Regions from separate parts of the Homo sapiens genome. Here region 2 is linked to region 1. A link is an interaction called in ENCODE POLR2A ChIA-PET data of the cell type or tissue named here. Cell type or tissue: OCI-LY7. All regions are shown on one strand. Links, peaks and the distances in the headings refer to the core of each region. The heading gives the core; the rest is flanking DNA.

Region 1 (5,387 bases), core at 317-5,316:
AACTATTCCAATTTAAAGTATTAACATGAAATTATTACAGAATACAAAATAAAAAATGTATTTTTTGGAACATCTAGAAATTAACCTGACACTAAACAAGTTACAGACATAACTACATTCCAGTATACGGCTCATTAAAGTAGAATTAAAACTATACAGGACAGTCTAAGACTAGCAAACAAAGACCACCAAAATTTGTATTACTGAATGTGTATGGGTAGGTTAGGAAACATGGTAATTAAGTCACAGAAGATAGAGAGTGTGCCATATGGGCTTTGTTAACTCCTCCTGACCACTATCCTGTATCACTATACTAGCCCTAACATGTTGATGCTTATGCATGCACTTTGTATAACTATCTCAAGTGCCAAGTAAACACAGCCTTCTGTAATTACTTCAGAAGGGGAGGATAGGACTACTGAGAAAAGTCTCATCACAGAGCCAAAGTATCAGCATAGAGCCACTATCTATTACTTCAAGACCTGATACCCAAACCATGGCCCAGAAAACAGATACATATTTATACATTCTGCCTGAGTCCAAAGAAAAGCACACTCTACAATTGTTCAAATAGGTTTATCTTGATGTTACTGAAGACAAACAAGACTTTCAAATTGAAAGAGTAAAAGTTTGTATAATTTCTCCTTTGCAAAGACAGCTCAACCTTGTCAGAGTACGGCATATCCTGCTCACCGACTTCCACTATTCCCCGCACTTAATATTCCATCGACTAAATCTGTATTTATCCTACTAATGAAAAACCACCTAGTTATTATTGTTGTTTTCCAGTAACTTGGCCAGACCACTGGGTAAATGAAGTCTACTTTCAACCTGAGTTGGCAGGCAGGGACCTTCAACCACAACCAGGCTACTCTGAGGGGGTGAAAGGAAAAATCAAATCTTGGTACACCTATAACCCATTTATAGCATATCACTGTAACCATAGCACATGAGTAAGCAAGATTTAGTCAGATTATTCTGATACTCAGAGATAAGTCTAGACACAGCCTTACAAACATCTTACGTACTTTTGATACAAAAGCCAAATCATACTAAGATAAAACTTGGATGTAAAACTCTAATTACATACACAAATACACACATTTGAATCCACAGCAGGATCTCCATTTGTATGTAAGCTAAAAACACAAATTCTTATACACTTTCACTTTCTAATATTTTCATGCTGATTATAAATACCTATAACCACTATGAAAAACATTTAAGTAACTAAAATACAAAACCTGTATGCCAATTTCAAATTGTAAACATTATAAGAAATCAACGAATATAATGCAAGGGTATTTACATAAAGTCTATGCACCATCTGAAACCATATGTAGGTTTTATATGCAAATTTTTCTGGGGAAAGGGTCTACAGAACTTTCATGATATTCTCAAAAAAAAAACGGACAATCAAGTTATTTTTTAATATCTTTATTGAAATATGTAGCAAACAGAACTTTTTCCTAATTCTGGTCCTATATATGTTTGTATGTCCACTTCTTTAAACTGTCAATGTAAATTGGCTTCTAAGGGAACCTGGCCTCAGATTCCTTCTTGTAAAAATTAGAACGGCACTGTTGCCCTGTCTTTTCAGAAATGTTGAGCATATTAATTTGTCTGTGGAGTAGAAAGTTCTCTAGACAATTAGAAGTTTCTAATAAAATCTCAAAATAAAATAATTTGATAATGTTATTATGGATATTTCCATGTGTGTCAGCACGGTCTAGAAAGACATTTAAAATTTCAGACAAAGTAAGTGCCATAAAAAGAACAAGGTTTGTCTTAAAAGCACTGATACCCAGATTTTAATTCTCTCAGCTTGTATTCTCTCATTCAGCACTTAGCCTCAATGTGAAATCACCCACGAAAGCAACTGGAGTAACTATCAACTTCTCAACAGCAAAAGGAAGAAGGCAGTGATATTGTAAATCTTTATAAACATTTAGGTTTATATTAAAATATATTTCACTTAAAAGGACAGTAGTTATGTGTACTTTTGGGTTAATGATGATTACAGTGAAATTCTCAAGTCAGAATTCCAAGTATCCGTTGGAGTTTCCCTAAAGAATACTGCCCATCCTAAAGTGATATGCTGGAAGACTACCGTTAACAGTCATTCCTTTGAGAACACATGATCATAGTTTTTCTAAGAACAAATTGTTTTCAGAGTAAAATAATTTGTTTTTATGCTACAGAAAGGAAGCTAAGAAAAGAAAACCAGTTATGTTCTCCCTTGATGAGACTACATATGTATTTCTATAACTTTTCCTAATCAGGCTGTCCCCTTCGACCCACCTCTGAAACACTTAGGTTTCTCACAGGCATCCAGCAGGTATCTCCATTTCTCGCTTCTTTCAACCAAAATCTTATATAATTTCTTGCAACACTCACCTTTATGACTTGAGTATGGCTTTCTCTATGGACCTGACTTACTGGCACTTGAGGAAACTAGTTCATTAAAAACATACCAAACTCCAAGACTTTCCTAGGTAGGATCTGTCTTTTTGATTCTTAGGCCTAAGTGATAAGCTTATTATAATGCATTCCCGCCAAATGCAGTGGCTCATGCCTGTAATACCAACACTTTGGGAGGCCAAGGGAGGAGGACTGCTTGAAGCCAGGAGTTTGAAGCGTGTCTGGGCAACGAAGTGAGACCCCCCATTGCTACAAAAATTTTTAAAATTAGTCAGGCGTGGTGGCACACACCTGTGGTCCCAAATGAGGAGGAAGTATCCCTCAATTGAGCCCAGGAGTTTGAGGCTGCAGAGAGCTCTATGATCATGCCAATGCACTCCAGCCTAGGCAACAGAGTAAGACCCTATCTCTAAAATAAAAAAGAACACATTCCTAATCAAAGACAAATTATCTTCAAGATAATCAACAGAAAACTTTCTCACATTGCTGAAAGGTCAACCCATTTACAAAAAAAACATAAAACATATGTGACAAGCTTATAAAGCTGCAAGACCTAAATGAAGAATAACTTTACTGAGAGAAACTTTTAAAACTTAATAAAAATGATAAGACACACTATATTTCTGGAAAGCACTACTTAATACTTTCAATATGCCAATCCCTCCAAATTAATATCTAGTTTTCATACAATGCCAACCAAAATCCCAATACTACCGAATTACCTAGAGTATTTATTAAACCTGAAGTTTTCTGGACCTTTTCCTAAACCTGGAATTGAATCTCTGGGATTCAAGTCAAGGAATCTGTTCAATAAAGGACCCTAGATGAAATTTAAGAATCTTTGCATTATTCCTCTTAGCTACTAATAATCCATCTGAAGGCCATTAACAAAGCAGATATTCATAATGGACTGATTTGATCACTTTTGGGGTAAGTTTTTTTCCTTTCTTTTAGGAGACTGGCTAAGGAAGAATGCGATCTGTGGAAACAACAGAACTGGCATCACCTGAGAGCTTGCAGATACCACAGAAACTCCGGCCCTACCCAGATGTACTAAATGTAAGCAGTTTAAAAAATCCCAGGTGATTCATATACTTATTAGAGTTTAAGAAGCACTGTATTAAGGACTAAGACTCCCCAAAATTACAATGTTTTAAAAAATTAATACATTTAAAACAGGCCAGAGGTATTCATAGTACTCTTGAACTTCCTGCTATATCACTAGTCTCTAGGGCCCCTCATCACAACTCCCATGCATAAAGCTGAAATGAAGGCTAAAATGAAGCCACTACTTTTTGACTTTTCTTTATTCCCAGTCACAACATCCTTTCCCCTACTTTATATCCACTTTTTCCTACATCACGGTCACATTTTAGAAGTAATAACTTTTTTTAGCAGAACTGAAAAAGACTACAGATTTAGTTCTCTAATATTACTCTTTCTCCATTTTTACATATCAAAACTCCTCCATTCATAAATACAAAGCCTGGATATAGACCACAATCATCCGTTACACAACTTCCTTCTCACCAGAATATCAGGCCCCAAAAAAGCATTAAATTTTAGTGAACTCTTATATATTGCTGTTCAAATTCAGCATTATGCCAACCTCTCTTTGGGACTCCTTTAAGTGGCCTTATAACTATTAAGTACAAAAATACCTCACCTCTTCCACCAGATTTCCTAAAGAGCATCTGCAACTCTTTTTTATTATTATACTTTAAGTTTTAGGGTACATGTGCACATTGTGCAGGTTAGTTACATATGTATACATGTGCCATGCTGGTGCGCTGCACCCACTAACTCGTCATCTAGCATTAGGTATATCTCCCAATGCTATCCCTCCCCCCTCCCCCCACCCCCCAACAGTCCCCAGAGTGTGATGTTCCCCTTCCTGTGTCCATGTGTTCTCATTGTTTAATTCCCACCTATGAGTGAGAATATGCGGTGTTTGGTTTTCTGTTCTTGCAATAGTTTACTGAGAATGATGATTTCCAATTTCATCCATGTCCCTACAAAGGACCTCATCATTTTTTATGGCTGCATAGTATTCCATGGTGTATATGTGCCACATTTTCTTAATCCAGTCTATCATTGTTGGACATTTGGCTTGGTTCCAAGTCTTTGCTATTGTGAATGCTGCTGCGATAAACATACGTGTGCATGTGTCTTTATAGCAGCATGATTTATAGTCCTTTGGGTATATACCCAGTAATGGGATGGCTGGGTCAAATGGTATTTCCAGTTCTAGATCCCTGAGGAATCGCCACACTGACTTCCACAATGGTTGAACTAGTTTACAGTCCCACCAACAGTGTCAAAGTGTTCCTATTTCTCCACATCCTCTCCAGCACCTGTTGTTTCCTGACTTTTTAATGATTGCCATTCTAACTGGTGTGAGATGGTATCTCATTGTGGTTTTGATTTGCATTTCTCTGATGGCCAGTGAGATGATGAGTATTTTTTCATGTGTTTTTTGGCTGCATAAATGTCTTCTTTTGAGAAGTGTCTGTTCATGTCCTTTGCCCACTTTTTGATGGGGTTGTTTGTTTTTTTCTTGGAAATTTGTTAGAGTTCATTGTAGATTCTGGATATTAGCCCTTTGTCAGATGAGTAGGTTGCGAAAATTTTCTCCCATTTTGTAGGTTGTCTGTTCACTCTGATGGTAGTTTCTTTTGCTGTGCAGAAGCTCTTTAGTTTAATTAGATCCCATTTGTCAATTTTGTCTTTTGTTGCCATTGCTTTTGGTGTTTTAGACATGAAGTCCTTGCCCATGCCTATGTCCTGAATGGTAATGCCTAGGTTTTCTTCTAGCATCTGCAACTCTTTAACCCATCATCTGCTTTCTCAGATCGCCTTCAATGTTCCCTTCACCCAATGACCATACTCGGTCATCTCACCTAAACTGCAATTATCTCACAACAGTTAGATAATTAGAGAGCTCTTCTCATGTTCATTTTGTCAAT
Region 2 (5,387 bases), core at 245-5,244, 140 kb after region 1:
CCAATTTGCCCTGTCAATCACCTTCTAAAGCTTGCTGCCTGGTTCACATTTGTGACTCCTGACTTCCAGTAACCTACTGAGTCTACCAGGTACATTCAGACTGGTCTCCCCCTGGACACCCATCATCATCATCACAGTAATAATACCTCCCACCTATTACTATGTGCCAGGTAGGCAGCATGCATAATGTGCACTATCTCAATTAAACCTTACAACAACCCTATGAGGCTAATACTGTTATTCATTGCTTCAGGTTACTAAGAAAGCACATAGCAAATAAGTGGTAGAGGCAGGACTTGAACCCAGGAAGTCTCCCAAATACTATTCTCCATCTCCTCTCAACTCTTGCTCAAATGGAGAACTGAATAGGAGCCACTTGGGTAACAGCCAAGCTCCCTAACCATATGGCATTGTTCCCATCTGTGGAAGGGCATAGGTCCAGCTGCATAGAATGATGTTGCCTTCTGACAGTCTTCTCTTAACTATCTTAGTGGCAAGAGGCTTTATTCATTTTCTTTGTACTCAAAATTAGCTTTTACTTTTTATCCACACACAACGCCACAGATAGCCCAGATTGAATTCATTATGGGCTATCATGTCCCCTGTCATTTGTTTATAAGAAGAGCTCTGGCCTGGCCTTAGCAACTTTTAGGTGAAGCCATCTTAAAAAAAGTCAAGAGCCACAGAAATAGAGTTCCAAAAATGACAAACATTGCAAGCATTCATTTTATACCCACACAATCTTTATTTTCCAATTTCTGTTAGTTGAAAACAAGAACAGTAAGAGAGCTCAGAAGAGAGTGGATCTTTAGAAATACTTCCAACTATCTATAGCCAAAAGCCAAACATACTCCTACATCCTTATTTCATGCAAACTAGATAATATAAAAAAGACTTGGAAAATGCTTTATAGCTGTGTGTAAGCTAAAAAAGCTACATAATCACACACAAATGAATGGGAGATATGAGTAGCAAATACAGGGCCTATGTTCTTTACCATAGAAATCGAAAGGATAAAAGACTAAAGTGTGGATTCAATTAAGAACTTAGTGGTGCCTTTTAAGAGGTGGCATTTTCCAGTATGTATCTCAGGCAGTCTAAAGAGTGATACCACAGAGCAAATGAAAGTCTCTAAGGGGAACTATTCTGTCTTGTGGTGAAAGTCAAGGCAAGGTGAGAGATAGAAGTAGATTTGTGGGCCAGGTGCAGTGGCTCACGCCTGTAATCCCAGCACTCTGGGAGGCCAAGGCGGGCAGATCACCTGAGGTCAGGAGTTCGAGACCAGCCTGGCCAACATGGTGAAACCACGTCTCTACTAAAAATACAGGAATTAGCTGGGCATGGTGGCAGGCACCTGTAATCCCAGCTACTCGGGAGGCTGAGGCAGGATAATCACTTGAACCCAGGAGGCGGAGGTTGCAGTGAGCCGAGATGGTGCCATTGCACTCTAGCCTGGGGTACAAGAGCAAGATTTCATCTCAAAAAAAAAAAAAAAAAAAAAAGTAGATTTATGGTTGCCAGGGTTCAGGTCAGAAATATTGTAAAGTAAGAGGGACCTTCTCACTTGATGAGAGCAAAAGTCTTAGCTTGGTAGGAAAGGAACTATCTAGCTCCTGTCTGAGTGACAGAAACAGGAAGGAAGAGTGAGCAATACCCCTCTCTGTATTGCATTTGGCCTGTTAGGAAACCACGAGATGGGGCATATGATAAACCCAGTCTGCTCCTGTCTCAGTGTTCTCCTCTGGAATCTTGAACCACACAGGAGTTTTCTCAAATGAGCAGACTGTCTGATTCTGGAAACTGATCACCCACCCAAGTACGAGGTTCCAGATGGCAGGGATCTGGTCTGTTTTGTACACAGCTGTATTGTGAGGACCTGGGACATAGTAGGTTCTCAGTGAATATTTATTGAATGAACATTCAAATGCACACGCCACAGAGCCCAATAATTTGAGAGTAGCCCAGAAATATTTGGGACTTGTTTTGCGCTTCACCTAAACAATGATGGCAAAACAAGAAAAAGGAGGAGGAGAAGGAGGAGGATGAGAAGGAGGAAGAGGTCATTGGTCATCTGCTGAGTTATTTTGTTCATATCCAGTTTGTGTTTGTGGCTTCCTTGCAGAAAAGATGCCAGAAGATTGTAAAGGAATAATTGTGTGTTTCTGTGTATGTGTGTGCATGACTATTCTTATTGATGTATGTATATCAAATCATGTTGCTATATCTATGTCTGTGGATGACTTTAATTAACCTTTTTTCAACCCTGCTGAAATGAAAGACTTTTCTAATTCTCCTGATTTAGAAGTAGTTATTTAGAATTATAAGAAGTATGATTAGCTCACAAACGAAAGAGCCCATCTTTGCTAATAATAGTGCTAATAAGAGAAAGGTAATCTGGTAAGGCCAATCCTCTACTCCAGAAATCTCAGGACATCTAAAATTGGGAGTTGGTGGCCATGTAAACAAATTCAAATTACCTTCCAGCAAAAACCTCAAACTACTTGTTTGAGATGGTTTTGGCTGGAAGACGTGAATCCAGATCAAAATCAAAAGCCACAGAAATACTGAAATAGTTGAAACAGAGACACAGTCATTACAGGAAGCTTATGAAGGTTCAAAGGAGGTTAAAAAAAGAAAAAGAAAGAAAAGGAAGAGCTGCAGCAAGAAACGTTTGTGGCATTCATTGCCCATCCCTACTGGAAATGTTGACGATATCCTTTGAAGAGGAAGAGGAAGGAGTTCGAGGTGCAAAACAGGCAGCCTAGACAGTGACAAAACAGGAAACAGGAGTGCTGATGAAACTGAACTGTGAATTGGGAAGACAGCAACGCATTAAAGCCACAGGGCTGTGAAAGACACTCGAAAAGGACAATGTAAAAGTGGCGAGGGACTCAGAATGAACTATGGATTAAATAAGCATTGACAAATAGATAACGAAGTCTAAATTTTCTTATTGAAATGACCTAAAAACAAACTTAGTCATATTATTATCATTCTAGGAGTATTCTATTGTACTAGAATTGCATTGAATCAAATACTGTTTGAAATAAATGGATAAATTTATTTCTGTTGCTAACATATAGAGATATCTCATAATGGTGTTGGTTAATAGTAATAGGTAACAATTAACACAATGCCCACAATACTTTATAGGTAACATCATTTAATCCTGACAAATATTTTTTTGCTTGTTTTTTTGAGACAGGGTCTCCCTTTGTCACCCAGGCTGGAGTGCAGTAACCTGATCATGGCTCACTGCAGCCTTGATTTTCCAGGCTCAAGAGATCCTCCTGCTTCAGCCTCCTGAGTAGCTCGGACTACATGCATGCCCCACCACACTTGCCTAGTTTTTTTTTTTTATTTTTAGTAGAAACAGGGTCCCACTATGTTGCCCAGACTGGTCTCTAACTCCTGAGCTCAAGTGATCCTCCCGAAGTGCTGGAATTACAGGCATGAACCACTGCATCTGGCCAAAAAATCTTAAAAGGTATATGATATTAACACTTTCAATTTATAGATGAAGTCTCTGAGGTTGTATGATTTGTTAAGGCTCAAGTTACGGGCCAATGTAGAATAGTTTATGACAATAGCTTCCCAGTCTTGACTCCAGAGCCTGGGTTCTCTGTGCCATTTGATCAATACATGACATGACATTCTACTGAGCACACCTCTGGCTCATTTCCATTTCCATTTGCTCTGTTTACCAGAATTGTTGCTATGTCCCTTTGCCAACCTTTGAAGAGAGAGGTAATGGGCAGCAAAATGCCCAGAATTAAGGAACAACCCAAGGAAGATGAAAGAATCCGAGATAATAAGGCCCAACGTCAAGTCAGTTATTACAGATTGTAAAATTCAAGTCCCTCATTAGAGTGAGTAAATTTTTGACCTCTAATTAAAAGTCTTGCTAAAAGAATTTTAGCAGGTTAGTGACAAAATCCTTGGACTAAGAAGAGAATGACCAGTAAGTTATTTTATGTACACTTATTTAATAATATAGCATTACTTTTTGAAGATTACTGTGTTAAGAGTCTAATGTAACAGCCTTATTATAACTTAGAATATTGATTTGAACATCAGCATAAAATAAGGCACCCCTGAATTTTTCCCAACCAAGAAAAATGTCCTTGTACTGTGGCCACAGGACGTGTATCTTTCCCTCCCTCCCTCCCTCCCTCCGTTCCTTCCTTCCTTCCCGTCTTTCTTTTCTTTTCTTTCTTTCTTTTTTTTTTTTTGGAATCTTTCTCTGTCACCCAGGCTGGAGTGCAGTGGCATGATCTTGGCTCACTGCAACCTCCGCCTCCTGGGTTCCAGCAATTCTCGTGACTCAGCCTCCCAAGTAGCTGGGATTACAGGCGCCCACCAATATGCCCAGCTAATTTTTGTATTTTTAGTAGAGACAGGGTTTCACTATGTTGCCCAGGCTGGTCTTGAACTCCTGGCCCCAGGTGATCCATCCACCTCAGCCTTCCAGAGTGCCGAGATAACAGGCGTGAGCCACCGCGCTCGGCCAGCATGTGTATCTTTCTAACGTAACTTACACTCTTGACACAGTAATCTTCAAAAAGACTGTCAGTTCTTTTGGCATTATTATTGCTATTTGACATTACTGTTATTATTCATATAATAACAATAACTTGGTGTGGTTAAGTTCTTTGTCTAAGGTCACATAACATAGTAGATATTTCAAATTTCTCCAAAATATTTCACCCAAAATTCATACTGTTTTCCAGTAAGGTCCAAATTGGATTAAATTTAAGTTTATGTCACTTTAATGCAGTTGTTTTTAAAGAAATAAAAACTTTGCATCAGAATCCAGAGCATATGTTTCTCATTTGGCTGCCATTCCTGCTTTGTGGCATGCAGAGTTCACTTCCCCAATCAGGACAGTTTTGGATGGCTGCTGCTCTTTCATAACCCAGCTGGTTTGTAATCCTCGTTAGGTTAGGGAATGAGCCCCTCAGACACTATTGCTCAGAATTCTTTAAAGTCTTAAGGCAGATTCTCTCTGGGTGCAGTAGCTGACACCCATGATGTGCTCTAACACTTGGGACAGTGGGGTGGAAGGATCACTTGAGCCCAGGAGTTTGAGACCAGCCTGGGAAACATAATCAGACCCCATCTCTAAAAAATAAAGAATAAAAAATTAGCTGGGCATAGTGGTATGCACCAGTAATTCCTGGGGGTCAGGGGTCAGGGGCTGAGGCTGAGGCAGGAAGATCTCTTTAGCCCACGAAGTCAAGTCTGCAGTGAGCTACAATCACACTGGTGCACTCTATCTAGCCTAGATGACAGAGTAAGACCCTGTCACACACACAAAAGGCAAACTCTAAATGAACAGAAAGACCTACATATACTTATATGGATGAAGGCAACACAGAACACCAAGA

Evidence for each region. Peaks named below come from ENCODE experiments on the same cell type or tissue, not always from the same donor. Only the 100,000 strongest peaks of a DNase experiment are listed, where the experiment ranks them.
Region 2: POLR2A ChIA-PET joins it to region 1 with 6 read pairs; 4 of 35 experiments call an interaction of 5 or more read pairs at or near these places.

Annotation. Positions count from the first base shown.
Region 1 is chr4:78,795,283-78,800,669 of GRCh38, reverse strand. All of the region lies in intron 1 of BMP2K (BMP2 inducible kinase), which reads right to left. It overlaps LOC124900722 (a long non-coding RNA gene), which reads right to left. Exons shown (of 2, transcript XR_007058153.1): 2 at 1,422-5,387. LOC105377299 (a long non-coding RNA gene) reads left to right here. Exons shown (of 4, transcript XR_938918.4): 3 at 3,376-3,480. Among named protein-coding and RNA genes, the nearest start is that of BMP2K, 22 kb to the right of the region's middle. In OCI-LY7, for the core only: no CTCF peak of the experiment used is centred there; a DNase peak (open chromatin) is centred at 2,689; H3K4me3 peaks cover 1,640 bases; H3K27ac peaks cover 2,725 bases.
Region 2 is chr4:78,654,492-78,659,878 of GRCh38, reverse strand. The region is part of intron 1 of LINC01094 (long intergenic non-protein coding RNA 1094); the gene reads right to left. Among named protein-coding and RNA genes, the nearest start is that of LINC01094, 11 kb to the right of the region's middle. In OCI-LY7, for the core only: no CTCF peak of the experiment used is centred there; DNase peaks (open chromatin) are centred at 1,638 and 2,728; H3K4me3 peaks cover 913 bases.